4 separate regions of the Homo sapiens genome follow, and all the other regions are linked to region 1. The links are chromatin loops, found by intact Hi-C in ENCODE. Cell type or tissue: heart right ventricle. All regions are shown on one strand. Region 1 overlaps EPHA1-AS1 (EPHA1 antisense RNA 1). Region 2 overlaps CLCN1 (chloride voltage-gated channel 1). Region 3 overlaps FAM131B-AS1 (FAM131B antisense RNA 1). Region 4 overlaps LOC105375546 (a long non-coding RNA gene).

Region 1 (5,000 bases):
AAAAATATAACTACCAATCTGAATATGGTTATTGGTTAATTTCCCTCACCTCTATATCTAAGCAGCCAACATACCCTGTCATACTACAAGTGAAATGTCACTCATCGCCTCCCTCTATCCACTCATTGCCCAAGTTTGAGCTCTTACTGTTTCTTCCCTGGATCATTATCTCTCTGATTCCAGTCGCTGCCTCTTCCAGCTCTTCCCCCATTCAGCCACCAGAGCCCAAAATGCTCCTCTGAGCACGTGTCTCCCATATTCAAAATTTTACTGGTTCCAGGTTAGATAGGGAAGAAAGTTCAAAAAAAAAAAAAAAGAAAGAAAGAAAGTTCAGTGTAGTTGGTCACCGAGGCTGACTCCAGCCTTAGCCCATCTCCCAGTTCCCCCTCTTTAGCCCAACTCAGCCAGTCACACCACCCTGCACGCCATTCCTTGGACAAAAGCCATTTTCCCATTTCGTACAGGCATCGAGCTGCTGATGCTTGTGTGGGCCTGAAACATTTGTCACACAGCTGACTCTCCCCAGCCCCTGCACAGTCCTGGAAACCCCGCTTCAAGCCCTCTCATCTCTTATTTAGACCAAGACAACAGCCTCCTAACCTACCCATGCTTCTGCCCTCAGCCCTCCCCTGCCTTGCCCCATCTGTGTTCTGCACGCTGGGCAGGTTGATCTCTTCAAAGGTAAGTCAGAGAATATGCATCTCCTTTCACTGGACTCCCTCTAATGGCTTCCATCTCACTCAAAGTCAAAGCAAAAATCTGTGAAATAGCCTGGGAGGCCTTAGGTGTGCTGCTCCCCATCCAACCCCTATGACCATCTCCCTCCTAAAGCTCTGGCCTCCCTGTCCTTCCATGAACCCCATGCATGCCTGCCCTGGACTTTAGGGCTGTTTCCTTGGTCTGGATTGCTCTTCCCTCTGATGACTTTTGTAGCGCATTCTTTTCCTCCTTCAATTCTTTGCTCAAAAGTTACCATATCTGTATAATAGAGCCCTCCTTATGTGATTCCTATTCCCCTAACCCTGTTTTAATTTTTCTCCCAGTGTGTCTCACCATCTGAAGAATGCATTTTGTTATTTTTTTATGTACTGTCTGGCTCCTCCCCCTAGAATGTACACTCAGGGAGGGTGGGGTTTGGGTTTTTTTTTTTTTTTTCTATTTTGTTGTTTGCTGGTATATCCCCAGCACTTAGAACAGTGCCTGACTCATAATAAGATCTCAATAAATTTTTGTTGAATGAATGAATAAAAACTGCCTATTGAAGTCATTCTACTAGGCTCAACACAAAGGCCACCTTTTCCCATACAGTTCCTGTCAAAATTAGCCTCCTGTATTCCCTTGGCCACTTGCTTCTGCCTCCACCTTAGGGCTTACCTCTTTCACATGGTGCATCCCCCTCCCACAGAGGTGCTCCTGGAAGGTAAATGAGTCCATTTGCATGTGAAGAAGCTCAGTCTCAGAGAGGTTAAGAGAAATGTCCAAGGCCTTACACATAGGAGGCAGAGAGCTAGGAGTCTACAGAATCCAAAGGCCACTAAATACCCATTCCATTAACTCCTAGTGCTTCTCAAAAACAAACAAGAACTTTCTAAGCAAACACTCAGTACGGTGGGTATCAGGTTTTAATTTTGGTCTAATATTTAGTACTTCCCCAGAACTGTTGAAACAAAGAAGAAAGGAAGGAAGAAAGGAAGAGAGGGAGGGAGGGGAAAAGCTTCAGTCACTTCTTAATTGAGGCTCTGTTCAGACAACACAGCAGCTTCAGTGTAAGAAGACTTAATCAGAGCCAGGTGCGGTGGCTCACACCTGTAATCCCAGCACTTTGGGAGGCCGAGGCGGGCGGATCACCTGAGGTCGGCAGTTCATAGACCAGCCTGACCAGACCAGCCTGACCAACATAGAGAAACCCTGTCTCTACTAAAAATACAAAAAGGTAGCCAGGCATGGTGGCACATGCCTGTAATCCCAGCTACTTGGGAGGCTGAGGCAGGAGAATTGCTTGAACCTGGGAGGCGGAGGTTTCGGTGAGCCGAGACGGTGCCATTGCACTTCAGCCTGGGCAACAAGAGTGAAACTCCGTCTCAAAAAAAAAAAAAAAAAAGGATTGCTTAAAGCCAGGAGTTCAAGACCAGTCTGCCAACATAGTGAGAGCTCATCTCTTCAGAAAAAAAAAAGTTAGAGTGTAAGCATCTCTCTCTAGCTTACAACCTAACAGACACACTACAAACAGTGGGCACCATTTTTTTCCCAGCCAGCGCCTCCTAGGTGACTTGGTTTCTGGTTTTTTCATATGTATCCAAAGCAGAAAGCCCAAAAGTGAGGCAACATGGTGGCACACCCCACCCTCCCTTCCTCACCTGGTCAAAAGTCTATCATTACTGTGATGACTAGGTCAAGTTAAGAAAGCTACTTCCTAGCCTAAGGGCCTACCATCTTTATAATAGTAGGAATATATAAAAATCGCTGTCACTTTCATATCATGTTGATAAATATTCCCATGGTATTCTAAGATTTTATAAACAGAAATTATCTGTGGCTCTCACACCCAGAATTTGAAGATATAGGTGCAATTACCAAATTTTCCCACTAGGTGGCTCTCATAGTTTATGACCCATGGCCTGGATCGCCTAAACTCAGGGATAGATTTGGAAATGTGTACATTAATTTCTTAACAGAGGTGGTTGTTATCTATATGTTCAAATGTGTCTGTGTCTGGGTAAGTAGATTTATAATACTTTCAAACTAGAACTTGTTAGAAAAAGATATAAATTACCCTATTACGATCCCTTTATAAATAACTTCTTCAAAGCAAAATGTAAAAGAAATCCAATCTGTGCCCAATTAAGAGGTCCCATACTTATCAAATACTTCTTTTACAAGACAACAATATAATATTACCTCCTGACAACAGAACCAGTAACTTCAAATAGTAAGCATGGGTTATGCCGATCTTCTTCCCAACCCTCTGTAGAAGTTACAAGAACTCCTAGCCTAGCTAGAAATAAAACTGAATGTTTTTCAAATAAATTATGCTTGCTTAATGCAGAAGACAGAGCTGATAGTTTATTTCAGCCCTCTCTTCTCGCAGGCTAGCTAAATTAAAATGGACTTCAAGACATGGCTGATTTATCACTTTCTCTTTCCCTCCTGAGCTCCAACCAGTACACTTTTTGACAAGGACCAAGCTATCGCTGTGCTCCCGGGGGATTCCAGTATTTAACACTTGTCTCAACCTGTTCTTATTAAATTTCTGTCATGCCCCAGTTCACTGAGACACATTTGTTCTCTTCCTTTCCCTCCCTCACTTCTACCAGCCCAAGCATTAAGGCAGCGTATTAACTTCTCAGGTTAGCAACACTATCTTCTCAGGCAGTCAAGCAAACAAGTTCAGGTGGAAACACAATGATTTCTCATGAGACGCGCACAAATATCATCGTAAGATATTTGAGTCACAGCCACTTCACATGACTAACCCCTCCACATTTTCATTTCATGACTCAAGAAATCAAATGAAATATTAGAACAATTGGGAATGGTTTTATTTGTACTTTGGTATGAGATATGTGCGGAATGGGGGTAAGGAAGGTATTGAGATAAAGGCTTGTATCTGAATACACACTTGGATATAATGCACAACCCTGTGTGAATTCCCGTTTGACTCCCTTTTTCTCTCCCAACAGCTCCAGAAACGAGCCCATCTCACTCCCTGTGGCTGCTACCATCCACCCTTCAACTTCAGCTTCCCCTTCCACGTGTCCCATCACTAGAATGCAATGCAGGTTCACAGCTTGTCAACTACCTTCTTGTCTCTAAAACAAAGAGAATGATTTAGAGGATGTTAATACTGCAGAGATACATTTAAAAAAAATCAGCACAGGGAGAATTGCCATATGTCCTGAAAATGTTAGAGTGGTATTTATTTTATTTTCATATTGCATCATAATGTAAATGGGTCGAAAGTGATCTCTCTTAGCATCTTTTTTTTTTTTTTTTGAGATGGAGTTTTGCTCGTTGCCCAGGCTGGAGTGCAGTGGCACAATCTCAGCTCACTGCAACCTCCGCCTCCTGGGTTCAAGCAATTCTCCTGCCTCAGCCTCCTGAGTAGCTGGGATTATAGGCGCCCGCCACCACACCCGGCTCTCTTACCTTTTTCTTTAGTTTTCTCTTGCCTCTTCTTGAGATTGAAGCTTCATCCAAACATCCCTTTTAATCCAGAGGCTGGTGCTACTTTCAGCAGACTTTATCCTTAATTCCCTCAAACCCATCTTGCAAATAAACCTGTACAGGAGGACACAAAAATAAAAAACATGTATCCTTAAATTGCATGGTGCCACCAGAAGCTTTTGCTTGTACACTTTCTCATATTTGTACTTTTCTCATATACTATGACCAACAACATTATCATCATTTCCCCCATTTTGCAGATGAGGAAGCGGAGTCTCAAAACAGCTAGGTGATTTGCCCAAGATCACTTGGCTATGAAGTGACAATATTAAAATCTTCTAAAATATAACTTTGCTTTTGACACTTCAGAGAAAACTTCCAACCGCCTCTATCTCAAAACAGTTCTATTTCTAGCAAGAAGACAGATTCCTAAACAGTATCGGGTGTCTTCCTCTTAGCAAACTGACTGGAAGAAGGGAGGACATGCAGGGTTTAAGGGGGAGGGTGTATAATTGGGACCTGTGGCACTGCTTACAGACCGCCTCTGCATACTTTTAATCAATTAAAAAGTTGTTAGGAGGCTGGGTGTCATGGCTCACTCCTGTAATTTCAGCACTTTGGGAGGCCAAGACGGGCAGATTACTTGAGATCAGGAGTTTGAGACCAGCCTGGCCAACATGGTGAAACCCCGTCTCTACTAAAAATACAAAAATTAGCCGGGCATGGTGGCAGGTACCTGTAATCCCAGCTACTCAGGAGGCTGAAGCAGGAGAATCGCTTGAACCTGGGAGGCAGAGGTTGCAGTGAGCCGAGATCATTCCACTGCACTTCAGCCT
Region 2 (5,000 bases), 93 kb after region 1:
CCAGCCTGGGTGACAGAGCAAGACTCCATCTAAACAAACAAACAAACAAACAAACAAAAAAAACAAGTAATGCCACCTGCAAATACCTTTGTCATTTACCACATAATACAAACAGCGTAAACATGGCACCTTAATTTTTAAGTACTTAACAATTTCTTGTGTCAACAGCAATGTTTTATCTGTGAATTTTTTCTTCCTTTTTCTACCACAGTGGTTTCAGAACTGTTGCCTGTAACTTCTCTGTGATCTTTACCTCTCCCATACTTGACACAGGACCAAGAAGAACTTTTCTGATTCTTCTCAGAAATTCCAATTTTACGAGGAAAATGCAAATTCTCTTCATGTTAAGAGAATCTGGCTGATTAAAACAAAACAACAGAAGTCTCCCAGTCTAAAAATATTATTTAAACCTCCTGGATTTGAAAGGCTAACGAGTAAATAAAGGCAAAAGTGGGTATAAATGTAAGTGTGAACGTTTAACATGTGCAAAAATCCAAATACACTATCCTCCACTGACAAGGATTAGTGATTTTAATGAGTAGAGCTGAGGACAGAAATGTAAACAGGATGCTAGCTGATGTGCTTGCTAACTTGGGTTCCTTAGTCTGTGTGCTTTGCCACAGTGTTTGCATAAGTTAGATCATGCATTTGCATTAACTTTAAACTCTTCTCCACTTATCATTCCTGCACCAAGTCATTTTAGTTCCCTGGAAGATTCTATGAAAAGATTGCTTAACATTTCCATAACTGAAAAGAAACCTCTAACAGTGGGTCATTTAAGAAGCATATGCCCTTCCTGCAATTTTGTTTCTTCACATATCAACTTGGTGTCCTTTTTATCATCAATGAATCCAGTGAATGATCTATATAATCCTGCCCTGCTAATCTAGCTATAATTGATTTTGATGAGTCAATAAACAGATACGACTGCTTTCTCCGACTACATCCATTTGTTAATCATCCATGATAAGGAAAATAATCTGAGAGATCGCTATTTGCCTTATACTTGGAGAAAGAGCTAAACTTAACTTTAAATTGCTATCAAGGGACATTTATCCTTTGAAACTCTCCTAACTATTCCACACTAAAAGCTTACCATTAATCTAAATAAGGTCTACCTGAATTCCCATGCAATTAATAAAGCACAACAAAATGTGGATTTTTCCCTTGAAGGAGGAAGTTCATAGAGTCCCCTGTTAGAGATGTCATCGGTGTAGGGCAAAAACATCCAACAATACAAACAGGTTTGAAAATAAGTAGGGGAGCCACGGAGACTGCCTTGGTTTTAATTCCTGGCTTGTACCTTACTAACAGAATGAACTTGCTCAAGTCACTGTCCCTCTCTGTAACTCAGTTCTCTCCTCTTCCTCCTCTGTAATATCTGTCTCATATGGCTTTGGCCAGGAATAAAAGTAAGTGCTTTAAACATTGCCTGGCACATAGCAAAGGCTTACTAAAAGTCAGCTATTCTCGTAAGTAACCTGGTAATACCAGCACTTGTGGATACTGATTAAAACTGTTTTGGGAGCCAGGCCAGGCAAGCCGATTGATGGGGGAGGGGGTCAATCACTTGCCTCCAAGTGGTGTCCCAAAACAACAGCCGACTCCCACAGCACAGCCCACCGTCAGGATATCAGAGTAGTAGTATGGCTGCTACTAGGGGAGAGACAGACAGAGAAACAGGTGGAAGAGAGGGAGGTGGGCAGGCAGAGGACAGAACAAGCAGGGATGGGGAATAAGGCAGAATGAGAGGCCTAAGTCAAAAGGAGTCCTTGTGGTCCCATGTCCCCTGTGATTCCCAGGCCAAGAGAAACTCAGTGAGTTTGGCAAAAAGGAATTAACCTCATAGCACAGTGTCAAAATGAAATAGAAGGTAGAAAATGAAATAAAAGTTAGGCAAATATATGCCAGGCACGTAAATCAATAAATGATAAGCAGAAAAGAGACAGCAAGAACTCCAGAAAGCAGTACTAATAAATCCTGCACCAAACAGCAAGCAGTCTCAAAATAATACACAGCCCTTTGCTGAAAAAATATAGGTATCTGGACCGCAGGGGCTGTGATCCACAGTCATTCCCTGGATGCCCACTCCAAAGCTTGTGGCAGCCACCCAAAACCCCCTTCTAAGTCTTGCTTAGGCAACCGGGATAGGGAGGAAGTGCAACTTGCCTCCGACAGGGGCTGCAAAGCAGCATCCCACGCCCACTGCACAGGCCGACACCAGGAGGTCAAGCTGCCCAGGCACGGTCTGCAACAGAGAAGCACGCGGGACAAGGGGGTGGAGGGGTGGGGCAGGCGGGACGTATGTAAGAGGTAGGGTGAGGGATTGGGAGCTACAAAGGGATGGGGGAGCACACGAGGGAAACGTGGAGGGAAACTAACACAGAGGGGGTGGTATGGACTAGCAGGGAGAGCATGGGAGCAGACGACAGACCAGACCTCCATGTGGGGCCACAGGTGAAAGAGGGGTGGACATTTGGAGGACAGGCACAGGCTAAACAGAGGCATCACGTGGCCAGGGTAGGCAGACAGGGAGACGAGGAAGGGAGCGTGGATTAGTGCGATGCTGCTTCAGCACCACAGCCAGCCCAGAGCAGAGGCAGCCCTCCCAACACCCTGGACACACAGCCGGACTCCTTCTACCACCTGGCCCCAGCTCATTTCACTGTCTCAACCTTACCTCATATACCCCGCAGAACACAGACATGAATTTGCTGAGGACAGCAGCACAGATGCTGGCAATGTGGACGAAGGGGCCCTGGGAGAGGGGGAGCGAGGGGGCGGGGGTCAGAGGCCAGATGGAGGCTCTGCAGCACTCACTGGACTAATAATATTCCTTACTCCAGGCACTGTGCCAGGGGCTGGAAATACGGGAGTTACACAGAGGTCCTGCCCTCACGAGGCCTCATCCCAGAGAGGAAGAAGAGGAGAAACCAGTGTGTTTCTCCTCTCCAGAGAGCCAGGGTGGAGGAGGGTGGGAGGGCACGTGTTTAGAGGAAAGGGCCTGAGGAGCCTGCCTAAAGTAGAGCTTTGAATGATGGGAGGGAGGGAGCCGCGCAGATGTCAGGAGGAAGAATGTTCCAGGCTGAGAAAACAGCACACAGGCGCCCTGAGGGGCCCAGGGCAGAGTGACTGAGGGACAGAAAGGAAACTTGTGAGCCAAACACAGGAAAGCAGGGGCACAGGCCTGCAGAGAGGAGGAACCAGAGTCCACGGTCTCGAAGGCCACGCAAGAAGTTCTGATAAGGCCGGGCGCGGTGGCGCACGCCTGTAATCCCAGCACTTTGCAAGGCCAAGGCAGGTGATCACCCGAGGTCAGGAGTTTGAGACCAGCCTGACCAATATGGTGAAACCCTATCTCCACTAAAAATACAAAAATTACCAGATGTGGTGGCGTGTGCCTGCAGTCCCAGCTACTCGGGAAGCTGAGGTGGGAGAATCGCTTGAACCTGGGAGGTGGAGGTTGCAGTGAGCCAAGATCGCACCACTGCACTCCAGCTTGGGCAAGCGAGCTAGACACTGTCTCAACAACAACAACAACAAAACTTTCAATTTTGTTTTAAGAGGCATGGAAAGCCTTAAGAAGTTTTTGACCAGGGGTCAGATGAGACTGATCCCATTTTTAAAAGATGCCTCTGGCTGCTGGGTGGAATATGGCAGTAGGGGGCAAAGATGAACACCAGCAGAGAACGGAAGGAGGCTGCAACCCACCGAGCAACCTTGAAAATAGCACAGCCTCTTTCTCAGTCCTAGTTTTCTCAGATTCAAGCAAGAGAATTGGTCTGGATGATCTCTAAGACAGTGTTCTCAACCAGGGGAGATTTTGTCCTCCAGGGTCCATATGGCAATGTCTGAGGACATGCTGGTGTCACAACTGGGCGATGCAGCTGGGCATCTAGGAAGGGTCAGAGGCCAGCAATGCTGCTAAGTCCCCTCCACTGCACAGAACAGCCTCCCCACAGCACAGAGTTTTCCAGCCCCAAATGTCAGGGGTGTCCAGGCTAAGAGCCTGCTCCAAGCTCCCCAAGCTGTGTGGTTTTTGTCATTGGACCTCAGTTGGAGGAACTTCCAAAGCATTTCCCCTTCCTAGTGTCCCCTGGCCCTGGCCTTGGTCCTGTCCCCTGATCCACTTCCACTCCCAGAGCTCCCTCTAGAGTTGGTGCCACCCTGGCTCCTGAGGGCCCCTCCCAGCTCTGGCTTCAGTCATGCCAGGCCTACCTCTTTCCCCACGGGGATGCCACTGCCCAGGCCCGCAGTCAGGGCGACAACCTTGGCCACAAAGGCTTTCATTGTGAGGTATTCCTTCAGGACAACCCCACGAAGTATTGTCTTCATTTCGGGGATTCCAGAGCCTAAAAGCGTTGAAAGATTATGTGCAGGGTCAAGGTGAAGGTGAAAAGGGAGATGAATGTCCAGAATATGGGAATGGGAATTGGAGAGGGCTGAAGAGGCAGTGGTGGGGAGGATGGGGCAAGGCAGCACAGGGCTGTGGGTGGGGCTGGATGATGGGGGAGACAGACAGGGCCCCTCTCAGGCCACCCAGCTCAGGCCGAGTCTGGTGGCAAGTTCTCACCAACAGCCTGGGGAGAGATGAGGTGGCAGAAGAGGGCGCTGAAGAGGATGAGGACTAGTGGGAAGGTGACCCAGACCAGGAACTGCAGAGGAAGGCTGGGCTGCATCTGCGCGTAGGACCACTTGTAGGCTGCGGAGACACATGCCTGGGGTTAGGCAGAACATGGCTGAGCAGCCGTGTCCACGGCACCAGGACGTGTACCCGGCATGTTCTCAGGCCGTGCTCCTTCTGTGTGCCCCTTCTGAGATGGTGCTGCTCTCATTTGACACATGGGAAGCCTGAGTTATGGAGGCGACATGGCCTGTTCCAGTTGGTGGCTGTGTCACGAATCCCACTGGAGTACAGGGTCTGGAGGCCTGGGTGTGACCAACCACCCGGTGTGCCCAGAACCAAGGGGCTTCCTGGGATTCGGGATGTTCAGTGCTGA
Region 3 (5,000 bases), 52 kb after region 1:
CCCATGCCGATAAGCTTTCTTTCTTTCTTTCTTTTTGAGATGGAGTCTTGCTCTGTTACCCAGGCTAGAGTATAGTGGCGTGATATTGGCTCACTGCAACCTCCACCTCCCGGGTTCAAGCGATTCTCCTGCCTCAGCCTCCTGAGTAGCTGGGATTACAGGTGTACACCACCATGCTCGGATAATTTTTGTATTTTTAGTAGAGACGGAGTTTCACCATATTGGTCAGGCTGGTCTCAAACTCCTGACCTCATGATCTGCCCGCCTTGGTCTCCCAGAGTACTGAAATTACAGGTGTGGGCCACCGTGCCCAGAGATAAGCTTTCTTTTCTAACTAAAAGTGGGAGTGAGCTCACCTTAGATCCCCAATATTTTACAAGATTTCAAACCTTGTCTAAAAGTCAAATGAGCATGTCCTGTGCTGGTCTCTTTCATAGTGTCCAACAGATCAGAGATTGGTAATGTGAGGGCTTTTTGTCCCCACCACCAACGCTGAAACCACAGAACTTCTGCCATGGACCCTCTCATCCTCTATAACTAACTGGCTGAGCCATCCTTCCTCAGCAAACTTGCTGTGCCCCAGCACAATGGCCAGGACCCTCATCTGTTGATTACTCTGGGAAACCAGCTGGGGATGGCAGGTAGGGGTCGGGGGAGAACTATATCGACCACTAGGACAGATTCTATGGCCACTTCCTACTATGTGGGAATACAACTTACACACTACAAACATCTGCACTCATCCATGACTTGCCTCTGAGTCTGCCCCTGTGTATGAATGGGGTCCCTTGTCAGCAACCTAATGCCCCTAAACCCCACTCTTGGTCCTCCTGTTGACTGAATATTTAGGAAATCATTCTCATTTTAAAGAAAACAGACCTCAGGCTAGGTGCATTGGCTCACACCTGTAATCCCAGTACTTTGGGAGGCCAAGGCGGGCAGATCGCCTGAGGTCAGGAGTTCGACACCAGCCTGGTCAACATGGTGAAACCCCATCTGTACTAAAAATACAAAAATTAGCCAGTCATGGTGGCGGGTGCCTGTAGTCCCAGCTACTCTAGAGACTAAGGCAGTAGAATTGCTTGAACTTGGGAGGTGGAGGTTGTAGTGAGCCGAGATCTCACCACTGCACTCCAGCCTGGGTGATAGAGTGAGACTCTGTCTCAAAAAAAAAAAAAAAAGAATACAGACCTTTGTTACTGACCCTCGTGATTTCCACCTAGTCCCCAAGACTATTCTTACCAATGTTTTCCAGCATCAGCACTCTCACTTCTGGCCTTTAGCAAATAGGGTATTTGAGAACCACTAGGAGTGCCCCAAAGCTGACTGATCTTCAGGGCTGCCTGAAGATAGATACTCTAACACCATACAAGGACATTGATAAGTAGGGACTAAGACACTTATCATCAGTATTTTATGAAAGCACCAAAGACTTATTGCTACAAATCACTCTGAAGAAAGATCATTGCTTTCCCATTTCAAAATTTAGAAATGTAGATAGATGTATTCCTCTCTTCAGTTTATGGTCCCACCTTAATTAAAAAAAGACAAGCGTGAAAGAACGTGTATCCATTCAAATGTCCTGAGTTGAGTAACTTTAGTTTTTTTAAGTGAACAAATAAAGCACTTTCTACAACATCCAGAATAGATTTTCCCTCTGAGGAGCTGAGTTTAAATGCTGGCTTTTTTGGCCAGGTGCGATGGCTCACACCTGTAATTCAAGGACTTTGGGATCCTGTGGCAGGAAGATTGCTTGAGGCCAGGAGTTCAAGATCAGCCTGGGCAATATAGTGAGACCCCCATCTACAAAAATAAAAATTAAAAAATTAGTAAGCCAGGCGTGGTGGCTCACGCCTGTAATCCTAACCTTTTGGGAGACCAAGGCGGGTGGATCTCTTGAGGCCAGGAGTTCTAGACCAGCCTGGACAACATGGTGAAATCCCACCTCTACTAAAATAGGCACATACAAAAAATTAGCCGAGGGTTGGGGCACATGTCTGTAGTTCCATCTGCTTGGGAGGCAGAGGCAGGAGGATCACTTGAGCCCAGGAGCTCGAGGCTGCAGTGAGCTTTGATCATGCCATTGCTCTCCGGCTGGGTAAGCGTGAGACCCTGTCTCAAAAACAAAACAAAACAAAATGCCAAACAAAAAAGTGCTAGCTTTTTCTCTTTCCAACTGGGAAATCTTAGGGAAAAGGAAGTTAATTGAATTATCAGCCCCAGTTCTCTCAACTGCAATGCAAGAAGAATATCTTTCTTAGAGGTTTGGAAGAATAGACTGAAAACTCTATTCTTTAAATCAATTGTATATTGATATTTGCACTTTAAAGTGAGTTTTATTTTTTTCTCTATCTCTCTCATTCTGACTCTCAATAAATGATCTTGCCTCCTTCTTGTCAGAGAAAGTAGATGCCGTCAGATGGGAATCCCTCATTCTCCTGACACCAAACATGCAGCCCACTGGCATCTGCCCCGTCTTCCCTGCTGCTGGAAGAAGAGCTGGGCTCCTCCTGTACAGTCTCATCCCCCTCCCTGAGCTCTGCTCCCATCCCTCCAGGTGGTTTTAGGAATTTACATTCAATATTAATTAATCTTCCCCTCTCTTGTACTTTGAGCTTCCCTTTCTCAATTGAATCTTTTCATAGACCTTTAACTTTGATCTAATATATCCCAATAAAATAAAAGGAACACTTGATTAAGTTGTGTTTTGGAGCCATCTCTCCATTTGTGGGGATCAGTGTGAAGCTTTGGTACCTTCTTTCAATCCTGCAGGTACCACCGAAGTACCTACAATTATTCCTGGGGACCCCAGCTTCAAAATGGGATAAGTGTCTTGCCTGATCATTTTATTTGGGGGTTAAGCCCCTGCAGAATTAGAGAACCCCCCCGCCAAGTATGTATTTAAAGTCCAGAAGTTCTTAAACTTTTTTTGTGCCCTGGACCTCTTTGGCAAGGAGACTGGGACAATGGCCTTAACTAGTGAGAAGTAGCAGAATCCTTGTATAAGAAGACCTATAGGGAGCAGGAAGGAAGCTGGCCAGGAATATGCCTAGAATATTTTACTTTTTTTGTGTGGGTAGTGGGGAGGGACTGGAAATACCTTCAAGACAGAATGCAAGATGGGACTGAGTCTCCAAGACCTGGAATCCCTCATGTTAAATCATTTGGATAAATGCAGCCTTATATAGTTGTGTTAAGGAGACCAAGGGGAGAGGTTTGCATCCAAGTTGGAACCACAGTAAGAGATACGTAGTCATATATAAATATATGTATTACTCAGGGAGAGCCATAAGGAGACAGAAGTTTCAGGTGGGAAGGCAAGAGCATAATGGCCACGTGGTCTGTTCCTCCTTACCTGGCCAGTCCCCTGTCAGCGTTTTCTCTGCTCAAACAATAGGGGTGTGTGGGCATTGCTAGAATAATGGAAGCTGTTTGTTCTTTTTTTTTTTTTTAATCATCTCTCCATCTTCTTTCCTTTGCGACTGGACAGTATATTCCATGAAAGCAGAAACTATTTGATACTTCTTTTATATAACCAATAATAGTAGATATGAAAAAAGAAAATGCTTTCTAATTCTCTCCACTATTGAAATAGGGTATCAGACCCTGCCACGAACTACACTAAACGATTAAAATCTAAGCAGACCTGCAACTGATTATTATCTCATTCCTTCCCGCGGTTTTATAGATGTAGATTTGGCTTATTTCTTCATGCACATACACCGAAGATGGATTCTGTCACCATAATCTCATCTCCTCAATCTGCAATTCAGTTGTTAGTGTCTTCTTCTTGCACATCTTCATCTGCCACCCCATGGGATGTAGCTCTCCATTCATAATCTAAAGGTTAGAAAGTTGCATCCATAAGACTTAGCCTCCCTGTTAGGAGCCCACACCAGGGACCCCTGGCCCATTGCCTTCTCTCTCTGCAACCTCGGAGAGACCTAAAAGTGGGCGAGGTGCAGTCAGAGCCTGGATGGGCACTTGCTTCTGTGAATGCCCACCTGCCCACTCTCTCACACTTTGGGCTTTCTGGGTACACCTTAGACAAAAGGGTCTCCTTGCCCTTTCTCATGCATCTTTTCTGGACTCCACTTCTTACCTGCTGTAACCACAGTGCTCATTTAACCCTTGCAACTTAGACCTTCATCTCCTCCCCATGGGGCTTGAGGTATCTACCTGGCCCAGTCCCACTAGCCAGAGGCCAATCTTTCTCTCTCTTTGCTGCTTCGGGACCGCCTTGCTTTCATTTGTCCGAGAAGATCACGTCTCAGAAAAGTTAAACTGGATTCAAGACGATGTCTCCTAGCCAGCCTCGGGTCCTGACATTGTTGTTAGTCTACTGCGAATGAACTGTCCTCCTCATATTCTCCAATCCCCAACCAGGCCTGGAGGTCAACTATCTGCACATCCCCACACCCACCCCTGAATGTCCAGCGAGCACAGAGAAGTGGACTACACGATTCACTTGCAAAGACTTCACCTTCTGTTTGGATGGACAAAATAGCGCACTCGAAACAACAGAGCCCAAAGCTGTGTCCAATCACGTTCCTGTGTGTGTCCCAGATGCGGCCCCAGGAGGAAAACAAGTGTTTGCGGAATTTGGTGGCCAAAGGCCCTTGGGCCTGGCTTTATTCTCACCACCACCCCACTTTCTCTCAGGGCATCCCCTGACCCCGGCCCGCAAAATCCATCAACCAGAACCTCGGGGTAGGCCCTGGGTTCGTGCCTCGGCTCCTGAAACCCAAGCCGGGGTTCTCCAGGAGAGAGCCCCGGGAGCGGGGCTTGGCACGGGCGGGAGGAGGGGGGCGGCGACGGCGGCCCCAGATCCCCGAGGGAGCGCCCCGGCACGGCCGGAGCAGGGGCGGGGAGGCGCGGGGCGCAGCCAATCCCCGGGCCGCCCCCTCCCCGGCCGCGGCGAGCCGAGCCGGGGCGGGGGAGCCAGGCGGCGGCGGCGGCGGCGGCGGCGGCGGCGACGGAGCTGCCGTGGGGAGGGATGG
Region 4 (5,000 bases), 180 kb after region 1:
TGTCTCCCGGGTTTAAGCAATTCTCCTGCCTTCTACTCTCCTGAGTAGCTGGGATTACAGGCATCTGCCACCATGTCCAGCTAATTTTTGTATTTTTAGTAGAGACAGGGTTTCACCATGTTGGCCAGGCTGGTCTCGAACTCCTGACCTCAGGTGATCCGCCCGCCTGAGCCTCCCAAAGTGCTGGGATTACAGGCATGAGCCACCAGGCCCGGCCCCCACCTTCATTTTTTTTAAAAAAATCTAATTTTTCTCTTCACTCTTGATTCCCCATTCACATTATTATTGACAATAATAATAGGAATAACAGTGAACATTTACTGCCAGGCATTGTTTAAGCACTTTATATTAACTCAGTTATTCCTCACAGTAACCCCCATAGAGTCTTACTATTTCTATTTCCCATTTTTTTCAGACAAAGAAACGTTACAGAGAAGTTAAGAGACTTGCTCAAACGGACAGAGTAAGTGTGTGGGAGAGCCAGGATTTGAACCCAACTGGTCAGGCTCCATAAACCATACGGCTCTTTCAGACACATGCGCTGTTCCGGTTGATGAGGTCCTTGGACGTGAATATCACTTCCTACAACGTATAGTGTCATTTTGTGTGTGAGATGTTTTTCATAAACATAAATGGCATTGGGCCACACAGCTCTGCTTCTCATAGTTTTCACTCTAGACACGCCCTCTATGTCGCTGTTGGCACATCGAGTTCACTGCTTCTGACTGCGGCATAATATTCTATCCTGGCCACCCATCACACTTTACTGGTCCATTCTCCTTAATGAGGGCACCTTCAACTTGCTACCTCCACAAAAATGATGCAAGAAACATCTTTATTTATAGCCTTTCATGAACCTGTGCTAGAATTTCTCTTGGGAGTGTACTCAAGAGTGGTTCTCTGAGTCAAAGGATATGTGAATATTTTATTTCACCAAGTGTTGAAGGATTGCTCTCCACGTTCAAACGTACAATTTGACACTCCTGCCAGTAGCACCAGGGTTTTCCTTTCTTCACATCCTCTCCAACACTTGGTAATTTGTGGCTATTCTAATGCCTGCAAAATGGTACCCTGTTGTTGCTTTTAATTTACATATTTCTGGTTACAAGTAAGCATGAGCACCTCTTCTATGTGCTGACTATTTGGGTTTCCTCTGCCCATTCATGTTTGTGTGTTTGTATGTGCACCAATTATCCTTGCATAGTCCAGCTAGGGGTTTCTTGTAGATTTTAGATGTTGTCAATCTGTCTCTCACCTGTGCCTTTCGTTGAATGGAAGTCCAATCAATTTTTGCCTTATGATTTGAGCTTTTAGGACCTTGTTTAATTAGCCATTCTTTACCCTTTGCTCACAAAGTTATTCTATGTTTTCTTCCATTAGATTTATACCTTAACCTTCTGCATTTAGATTTCTTATCCACTTGGGTTTACCTGTGTAGGAAGTAAAAGGAAGGTATTCGGCTTTACTTTTCTCCAAATAGTAAGCCTCATATCTAATACCATCTAATAAATAATCTATCCTTTACCCACTTATTTGTGGTTCACTTTTATCATATCTCAAGTTCCCCTGGACAAATAAGTCTGTTTTTGTGCTCATTTTTTTGTTGTATTAGTCTACCTATAACTTAGTATGTCTTTAGATCTCATAGAGATATTCGTTATTCAAGAACCCTTATTCCTCTAAGTTTTACAGTAACTTGCTTGGTTCATCAAAAAATTAATATATTATTTCTGGAAAGATCTAGTAGATTTGTTGGTAGATAAATTCCTTGCTTCTTTATGACTTTTATTTACCTTTATATCTTTACTTCGTAGCATAGTATCTCACATGCTCAATAAATATTTATAGAACTGAACTATTGTTGAATTTATGATCTCTTTAGTGACTGGGAAGGAGAATAAATTATGTAATGATGGAAGTCAGATTTGAGGCCATCTTGTCTTCTTTTGAGTGAGAAAAGACAGAGGTGGAGAGAAAGGCCAGGGAATTGACTCCCTTCTGTAACAGGGACAACTGTGGCTTTGGTTTTAATTCTTACAATAACTCACTAAGATTAGCAAGTCCTGATTGAGAATAACTCCTGCATAGAGCTTTAGAAGTGGCTGCACGTGAGGGCCAGTAGCTGGATTCCCAGTGGAATTTCAAGGTCAAATATGTAGCTTAAACTAGGAGATGGCAGTAGAAAAAATGCTGTCAGTGAATTCATATAATCGAATTAGCAGTTTGTTGAATGTTAAGTTGCAAATAGCGCAGCGGAAAAGGTTTGTGCTGCAGAAATGAGGAGCCCGCCATCTAGTGGCTCTAAGTCTACATAGCACCACTGGAGCTCTAGTCCTGAGTAATAGGACACCCTTAGGGTACTTACTATAGGCTACCCACTATTCTAAGAATTTTACACATTACAACAGTAACACCGTGAAACATAGCTTATTATTACCCCCCCATTTTAAAGATGATGAAATTGAAACTTAGAGGAGTTAAGCAGTTTGCCAAAGTCATAGAGCTAATACTGTTTTGAAATCTGGACTGTGTGACTCGAGAATCAATATACTCAAACTATTTGCTATTATGACTGCAAGAAAAAGAGGGCGGTATGCTAGGATTGTCTCCTACCAGCTAGAGAGAGTGGATGGTGTGCATTCTTTCCAAAGCCACATTCAGTGACATCACACTGGTAGTTTCAATTCTGTCATGGTGGGAGTATTTACACTATGAAAACCAGAAAATTCTACACATCTGGGCTTTGTTTTTCTCCCCGCTCCACCTCCTAGAGAGAGCTGGTTTGCAGGGTGAGAAGGACTAAGAAATAAGAGACATACTCATAAGCTTTTTTTTTTTTTTTTTTTTGGAAAGCTGGAAAAGAGATTTGGAAAGTACTGAAAACCTGGTTTTTGTAAAAAATAAAATAAAGAGACCTTAAGACTTTTCTTCTGATATTTTGTACTAGATCAGAAATAGGTATTTTATGACTAATGTAGAACTTCCCAAAATGAAGAGAGACTTACCAAAGAGTATGCAGTTGCTCAACTGCTTTATGAGGAAAGAAAACAAAATGGTTACAGAGGCTCAGTTGCAAAGTGCATATTAAAAATGGCAAAGAAACAGATGAGTCAGAAAAAACAAGCAGAACTATTTTTTTAGAGGAACTGAAGCTAAATAAAACAGGACCTACTTAAAATTTCTTGAGATGGGCAAAATTGCATTGCCTATTTCAAGAAATTTTAAGTAGGTCCTGTTTTATTTATTCTGTATTTGATCTCTAAAATTCAGAGAACAAATACATCTATGCCAATTTGCAGGGGATCAAATCAGACACTGAGAATGGCCATGAAATTTAGGGGAAATGACACAAAATTGCTACAACTTCACTTCTTCCCCTTATCTAAATGCTTGGAGTGATACACACACACACACACACACACACACACACACATATTCTCTCTCTCTCTCTCAGTTGGGAGGAGACCTTTATTCTTGTGGACTACATTCATTAAACAACAGCTTGAAGAGATATTACAATATGTAAGTATGGTCACTAACAACCTACATTATGTTACGATGTGTAAGAAGAACACATCTGAGGTTTTTTTCTTCACATAATCTGTGGTAAAAAAGACATGTTAGGAATTCCAGCTTGTGGTCCTCTTCACCCCCACCCCACTTTTTTTTTGGACATGCCTCTATAGCCCCTCCTGAAGGAATAGGTGCAACAAATTATAATGTGGTCTCCTGGATATAATTTATGGATGAATCCCTAACTCAAGCAGTGCTATATTATACTCTGAGAATTTAAAGACACAGGAAACGTAGTATTGTATACTGGAGCTGCAAGATTGTTCAGTGTTGGGGCTATGGCAAACTGGAATTATAAGGGGCCATAGACTAATGAGCGTCCCTCCAGTGGAAGGCGGTTTGAAGAGAGGAGTCCAGAACAGATGTACAGAGAGATGCAGAGGTCAGAGCTATTTAGTGAGAAAATTGATGGAAAGAAGAGAGAAGGAAGGAGAGAAGAGAAATGAAAGAGGAGAAGAGAGAGGGAGACTCCCTCATGGTTTTTTAGTTTTCATGATGCTCAGTCATATTTCTTGCAAATGCCTGAATGGGGTTCCATGAGAGCCCTTAAATCATTTTAATAATTCTCTCTTTTACTTTTGCTTCTTTGAGTTGATTTTTATTTCTTGCATCCAAATGATACATGATTAAGACATCATCAAAGCAAATCAGAGTAGATAAGCACAGGAATCAGCAAACACCCAGCAGCTGCTGTTGTCCTCTGAGTCAGAACATTCCTGGAATGTACATTTCAGGAAAACATATATATATTTAAAATAACATTAGTTTCTTTCTTCTTGGTAATAAAGCCAATGCAAAGAGATGTCATCAAATGGTTGCTCAGAAGTCCTGGCACTTGCCTCTTCCACAAAGAAGGACCAAAACAATAAATAGATGATAATCACATGTTGAATAGAGCATCTAAGTGAGAACACTGAAATTCAGCAAGGAAGTGACAAAGACTCTCTCAAGCATAGAAACTCAACATGGCAGCATAGAGAGGCAAGTGAAGCAGCTGGCTGCGATTGGCTTAGAGCCAAGAAGGACTCACCATTTTGAGGAAAAGCTAAGCAAGAGATGCATAGTAGTTTATATTCTCATCACAGACACTTGCAGTTTTGACTACAGGAGAGCCAGGCCTAGTGTAGGGAGCTTCCTGGGGTCCATCTATCTACATTGTTCCAGAGAGGGCATTTACACTGGGTTTTACCCATGAGACTGAAACTGCCACAGCAGAGCACCATTTTGGAAGCAGAGTTACCAGTAGACTGCATCCAGAGAGGGCATTTACACTGGGTTTTATGCATGAGACCCAAACTACCACAGTACAGCACCATCTTGGAAGCAGAGTTACCGTCAGACTGCATCCTGGCCTGGGACCCAATAGGTCTTGCGTCTCCATAGCCCTTGGGCTCCACCAATATCCCCCAACATACACTCAGAAGGCT

What was found. A loop is a pair of places that touch in the nucleus more often than their neighbours do. Peaks named below come from ENCODE experiments on the same cell type or tissue, not always from the same donor. Only the 100,000 strongest peaks of a DNase experiment are listed, where the experiment ranks them.
Region 2: a loop joins it to region 1, with 2.5 times the contacts of the local background. A loop is called at or near these places in 34 of 110 quality-filtered maps.
Region 3: a loop joins it to region 1, with 2.4 times the contacts of the local background. A loop is called at or near these places in 36 of 110 quality-filtered maps.
Region 4: it touches region 1 in a loop (8-fold over the local background); 94 of 110 quality-filtered maps call a loop at or near these places.

Annotation. Positions count from the first base shown.
Region 1 is chr7:143,414,346-143,419,345 of GRCh38, reverse strand. It overlaps EPHA1-AS1 (EPHA1 antisense RNA 1), which reads right to left. Exons shown (of 5, transcript NR_033897.1): 2 at 4,147-4,278. Among named protein-coding and RNA genes, the nearest start is that of EPHA1, 8.0 kb to the right of the region's middle. In heart right ventricle, CTCF peaks have their summits at 2,385 and 2,586 (motif pointing right); no DNase peak of the experiment used is centred here; H3K27me3 peaks cover 1,265 bases.
Region 2 is chr7:143,321,067-143,326,066 of GRCh38, reverse strand. CLCN1 (chloride voltage-gated channel 1) reads right to left here. Exons shown (of 23, transcript NM_000083.3): 4 at 4,574-4,702; 5 at 4,219-4,352; 6 at 2,681-2,758; 7 at 1,575-1,653. Among named protein-coding and RNA genes, the nearest start is that of CLCN1, 7.5 kb to the right of the region's middle. In heart right ventricle, no CTCF peak of the experiment used is centred here; DNase peaks (open chromatin) are centred at 2,928 and 4,134; H3K27ac peaks cover 622 bases.
Region 3 is chr7:143,362,741-143,367,740 of GRCh38, reverse strand. FAM131B-AS1 (FAM131B antisense RNA 1) reads right to left here. Exons shown (of 3, transcript NR_183342.1): 2 at 4,484-4,551; 3 at 3,476-3,840. It also overlaps a transcript of FAM131B not described here. Among named protein-coding and RNA genes, the nearest start is that of FAM131B, 2.5 kb to the right of the region's middle. In heart right ventricle, no CTCF peak of the experiment used is centred here; no DNase peak of the experiment used is centred here; H3K4me3 peaks cover 551 bases; H3K27me3 peaks cover 2,057 bases.
Region 4 is chr7:143,238,059-143,243,058 of GRCh38, reverse strand. The region is part of intron 1 of LOC105375546 (a long non-coding RNA gene); the gene reads right to left. Among named protein-coding and RNA genes, the nearest start is that of TAS2R40, 19 kb to the right of the region's middle. In heart right ventricle, CTCF peaks have their summits at 2,093 and 2,296 (motif pointing left); a DNase peak (open chromatin) is centred at 2,288; H3K4me3 peaks cover 304 bases; H3K27ac peaks cover 550 bases.